Linked DNA regions of Homo sapiens: region 2 is linked to region 1. A link is a loop called in an ENCODE intact Hi-C map of the cell type or tissue named here. Cell type or tissue: dorsolateral prefrontal cortex. All regions are shown on one strand. Links, peaks and the distances in the headings refer to the core of each region. The heading gives the core; the rest is flanking DNA.

What was found. A loop is a pair of places that touch in the nucleus more often than their neighbours do. Peaks named below come from ENCODE experiments on the same cell type or tissue, not always from the same donor. Only the 100,000 strongest peaks of a DNase experiment are listed, where the experiment ranks them.
Region 2: it touches region 1 in a loop (3-fold over the local background); 4 of 110 quality-filtered maps call a loop at or near these places.

What each region holds. Positions count from the first base shown.
Region 1 is chr9:79,683,985-79,686,795 of GRCh38, reverse strand. All of the region lies in intron 8 of TLE4 (TLE family member 4, transcriptional corepressor), which reads right to left. Among named protein-coding and RNA genes, the nearest start is that of TLE4, 110 kb to the right of the region's middle. In dorsolateral prefrontal cortex, for the core only: no CTCF peak of the experiment used is centred there; no DNase peak of the experiment used is centred there.
Region 2 is chr9:79,470,563-79,473,373 of GRCh38, reverse strand. All of the region lies in intron 1 of LOC124902328 (a long non-coding RNA gene), which reads left to right. Among named protein-coding and RNA genes, the nearest start is that of LNCARSR, 96 kb to the left of the region's middle. In dorsolateral prefrontal cortex, for the core only: a CTCF peak has its summit at 1,613 (motif pointing left); a DNase peak (open chromatin) is centred at 1,573.

The DNA.
Region 1 (2,811 bases), core at 288-2,787:
AGGTGGCTTAAAGCAACAGACATTTATTTCTTGCGGTTCTGGAGTCTGCAAGTCTGAAAACAAGGCATTGGCAGGACCATGCTCCCTCCAAAGGCTCCAGGGAAGAATGCTTCTTTGCCTCTTCCAGCTTCTGGTGGTTGCTGGCAATCCTTGGCATTCTTCGGTTTGTGGCAGCACAACTCCAGTCTTTCCTCTTTGCTTTCTCATGGCCTTCCTTTCTGTGCCTCCTCTGTATCGTCAAACCTCTCTCTCCTTATAAGGACATGAGTCACTGGATGCAGGGCCAACTTGATTCCCGGATGACCTCATCTTAACTCGATGACATCTGCCAAGACCCTATTTCTAAATAAAGTCACAGTCACAGGTACCGGGGATCAGAATTTTATTACATCTTTTTGAGACACAATTCAACCCCGAAGAGAAACCAACATTACAGATGTTTTGATAATGTTTAGAAACTGGTTGTTGGTTCAAAGCTTTTAAAAAAGTTTTAAAAAGATTAATATGCCTAAATAATATGACTGATATATAAACTTTCTAAATTACAGTCATCCTTAGGTATCCATGGGCGTTTGGTTCCAGGACACTCCTCCCTCTCCCCTGCAGATACCAAAATCAGAGGGCACACAAGTCCCTGATATAAAATGATATAGTATCTGCATATAACCTAGACACATCCTCCTGTATATTTTAAATCATCTCTAGTTTATAATGCCTATTTATAGTATTACTTATACCTCTTTATAACTAAATCATCTCTATTATTTATAATATAATGTACATGCTGTATTTTTATTTGAACTTTTTATTGTATTTTTTTTCCAAATACTTTCAATCTGTGGTTAGTTGAAGCTGAGGATGTGGAACCCAGGAATATAGAGGGCCATCTGTACTTGGGAGTCAATTTGTGAATCACTAATGTCTCAATTATGAAGTTACTTCTGACGTGAAAATACCTTCTGGGTAAGTAATAAGCAAACTCAAGACATTTTTAATACAAGACAAAGTAGCTAAAAAACAAAAATCATGCACTCTTACATACTAATATCCTGCCAAGTAGTTAAGTGGGATAAGTGATGTTCAGACATATGACCTTCTGTTCAATCCAAATGAGTTATCTTTAGATATTTTGTGATGACTATCTTGTGATAATAAAATCCATGTTTTGTTTTGCTTTAGGAAAGGCTTGAATAATCCCCCTAGAGTAGTATTCTGGTGAACACTGTTAAATTATATAATTCACCAGGTTCAATTCTGTTACTACAATCACTTTCAAAGAAGATGGTTATAATACATTATCATTACAGCTATACAATCCAAGCTGAATTTTCCTTGGCTGAATTCCTAACATTTTAATGCTGAAATTGATCTGTTTTAAAAACATCATGTGAGGGGTTTTTAAATACCACACATGCCCAAGCTCTTTATTTTAAATGCTTTAGAAATGAGCTTGCATAAACAGAAAAAAAAATCTGTTCTAATCTAGCATTAAGCATATTTTAAAGAACAACGGGCATGTTTTCAAACAAACTATTGCAGTATACAAATTACCCAGCAGGAATGAGGGTAACAATGCTTCTTATATGGGTTTAGAACCCAGGGAAAGCTGACATTTCATCAAAGTCGTCTTGGAAACAATACTCTTTGTGTTATTTCAAACACAAGAGGTGTGTATTTGGGCGTGGGCTATTTCTCATGAAGCAGTCAGATGGTAAGGCTGCCACGGTTCTAGTGCAGCTATGAGAAATGAGAAGGGAAGCACTGAAATTACCAAGCCGTTCGCATGCACACGGGCCCAACCATGACGCATGTGCCAGGCTACAAGCCAGTCACCACTTGGGCAGACTTTCCTTTACCTCTAAAACTACTGTGTTAGACTGACTGCAATATTGGCTGCAATTTTTCACACCTCCCTGTATCCACATTTGGTAGGGCTCTGTCACTGATGCTAGACTCAGCCATATGACTTGCTTTGGCCAATGGCACAGTAGCACACATGATGCAAAGAGAGGCTCTCCTAGACTCTGGACTAGTGCCAAAAGAACAAGCCTTGGCTAGCCTGCTAGAGGGATACCATAGATACATGAGGGAGAGCCTGGTCAGTTGAGCTGAAGACGTTCTAGACCAGCAGTCCCCAATCTTTTTGGCACCAAGGAATGGCTTCATGGAAGACAATTTTTCCATGGACGGAGGTGGGGTGGCGGTAGTGGTTTGGTTTTGGGATGAAACTGTTCCACTTCAGATCATCAGGCAATAGTTAAGATTCTCATAAGAAGTGTACAACCTAGATCCCTGCATTGCACAGTTCACAATAGATCCCTGCATTGCACAGTTCACAATAGAGTATGCATGCCTATGAGAATCTAATGCCACTGCTGATGTGACAGGAGGTGGAGCTCAGGTGGTAATGCTCACTCAGCCGCCACTCACCTCCTGCTGTGCAGCCTGGGTTCTAACAGGACACAGGTCAGTACCGGTCTATGGCCTGGGGTTTGGGGATCCCTGTTCTAGACCACCCAGCTGACTGCAGACATATAAGCAAATTCAAGCCCAGCCTAGAGAGAAAAGCTTCCACCGCAGCCAACACAGAGACCAATCAGATGTAGCAAATGCTTTCGATTTCATACCAGTATGGTTTAGAGGAAGTTCTTAGGTAGTAATTGTTAACTAATATAACCATTTAATTGAGGATATGCATTATAGGAATAAATACTCCTTCTCATTTTTAAGACATCCATATTAGAAATAGATGAAAATAATGTAAATTAAAAAGCAACCTCATTCCTTTTGGTTCTCAGGCTTTCTATGGAA
Region 2 (2,811 bases), core at 149-2,648, 210 kb after region 1:
TCTAGGCTTTAAGCCCTGCATGCATTAGGTATTTGTCCTAATGCTCTCCCTCCCCTTATCCCCCCACCCCCCGGAAAGGCCCCGGTGTGTGATGATTCCCTCCCCGTGTCCATGTATTCTCATTGTTCAACTCCTATCTAGCATGCAATTTATCAGTTAGCATTGAGATGTTCTTCTAGAGATGTTCTCCCCAGGCTATTGAGTGATGCCCTGACAGTAGGAACCTGAGAGACTTCTTCCCATCAGCAGAGGACCAAGAGGAAAGCAGATTCTCTATAAACCCACACACAAACCAATGGTGAAAGATGGCTCTTAGAGAAGTTATCCATAGTTTGCTTCTTATAGTTTATATTTATTGGTGCAAATGTCCTTCTTCGTCTCTCACAACGTGATAGCTAAGAAAACATAGCTTAATCAATAGCTTTCAAACCAAAGAATATGGGAACAATCTGACAGAATAGGACCTGCATTGTTTCTTCTGACTCTGAACACGTGTCCTGTGGTCAAAGGAATGAAGAGGGTGTTATAGAGCCCAGTAAATAAAAATCTCTGATATGCTTTAATAATCACAAAGCTTTATTTTAGCTACTTAAGTCCCTTATCAATTTTTTTAAAAAATGCATCTTAGCCTTCCTGTTGATTTGATCAATGAGAAAAGAAGAAGGAGGAGAAAAGGAATAAATAGTAACTTATTATGATTCAGGAGGATTATATATACATTATGATATTTAAGCCTCAGGACAATCTGAGAAGTAAGTCTCATTATCTCCTATCACAGAGAACTAAACAGGATCATAGAAGTTAAGTAACTCAAAATCACACAGAGAATGAAAGAAGGAATTGGCAGTAGAACACAGGTCTCCTAATGTCTGGGCCAATTTTCCTTCCACTGGACAGTGTTTCCTAAGATTAGAAGATTTGTAATTGTGACTTGGTTATGTAGCCTTTAAATATAAAGGCCTCATATCCTCTTCTGACAGATACCTGAAGAAACTGCTTCTGTGGGTTGCAAAGCCACTGAAGTACATCAAACAAAAATGAGTTGGTAGCGAGTACTCTTTGCTTTCGAGAACACATCTATACACCTTCCTTCTTGCTCTGGTGACAGTTTTCATCTCCAGCACATTTCACAGATTTGATCACTTACTTGAATCTGTTGCATAAGAGATCACACACACAAAAAAGCTCCCTATTATTCCCAAAGACCATAAATTTGTTGTGGTGAAAGCCTGCATAGCAAAGCAGATGGCCTCTCAGCAGACAGTGAGGTGAGTGTTAGCTTCAGTTTCCCTGGAGAAGGGAGGTTGCACATAGGGTTATATTTTATGCAGGGGGAGGTAAAGGGGAGAGTAACCCTGTCTCCATCAGGAGAATGAGTGAGCCCTTGAATCTCACTGGGTGATCTAAATAGAAGCCAGGCTCTGAAGTTGACAGTATAAACTGGAACACAAGTATGGTACAACTAGTGCCAGATTTTCTTTTTATAGTTTTAAAATTTTGGACAAAAATATAGATGTAGCAAACAGGCTACACTGAGCCCAAAAGGGCTGGCATCCTCCCAAGGGGGCATGAACATTTCACTGTAGTGAGTCTAACAGAGACATCTACTGGCTGAGCCCTGGACTTCCAGTGCAGGCTCTGTTGGCCCTTGTGATTGACTAATGCTCTCCATCTCTGACAAGCTTGTAAATAAATGAAAATAATAATAATAATTACATTTGTTCATACAGAATGACTAATTGCACACTTAGCATGTGTGCAAATAAGCAAATATTCACAGAGGTCCAGGTAGATAGGGTGGGTAAAGAATCACCCATTCACATGTTTATTTTTAAAAATGTCTTTACTACGTCTGACCAAGGAATGGTAAAGGCATCTTAGTTCTCCTATCTAAAAGAAGTCAGGAGTTCAAATTCAACCAAAGAACATCATGAATTACCATTTTTTTGACCACTAGATTAAAAGAATTGCGATATAGATAAAAAATATTAATTCCAGCATGATAAATCCTGTGATAAACTCAGAAGTGCCCCATTGGTAGAATATTTTCATATAAAGTACCAATTTATGGGGCAAATTTAAGGCACTGATGGATCTGTATTGGGGGAGGAACAGTTCCCATGAGCAGAACCCACCAGATAATCCTGTCTTCTGGCATCTGTGCTATGTGTCTGCTCCCTTGCTGCCTCTGGCGGGATTAGGTAACTATCTGCAACATTAGGACTGGGCCCCTATTAATCAGCATGAACAAACTTCCTGCTCTTAACTGGGAGGAATCATGAATTGGAGGACTAAATATAGGCAAACAAATCCAATAACGAAACCCTCATAGCCTAGACATAAGCAAATATAAATCCCTCTTGTGTTATTATAATGCCTACCAACCTAATTGAGAACACATTCATTTTAAGCTAAATAAATTACTGCTACAATTATGTAACCTTGAGGTCACCTCCTTTAGGAGACGGCCAACACTTGTATTAACTATTCCACGCTTTACTGTAAGTGGCCTCAGCCAATCAATGCCAGATAAATGCTGTTAAAATATGCATTTAATTAACCCAGTCCTTCATTTATTTGCTATTTTAGCCTAGGGATGAAGAAAGTGAAGTTAAATTGTGTGCATTCTGAAACAAGACTTCAGAATGGAGAGCTTTTTCTTTCTAGTCAAGGCACTCTCTTCCTTATTAATCTGGGGAAGAGAGAGCATTCCTCAGACTTTAACAGAATAGTACATCCATCTGAAGAATGGGTCTTTGCCTCTGATATTTATAGCCCCACACTCAAGGAACCAACTCCTTCCCTCTTCCT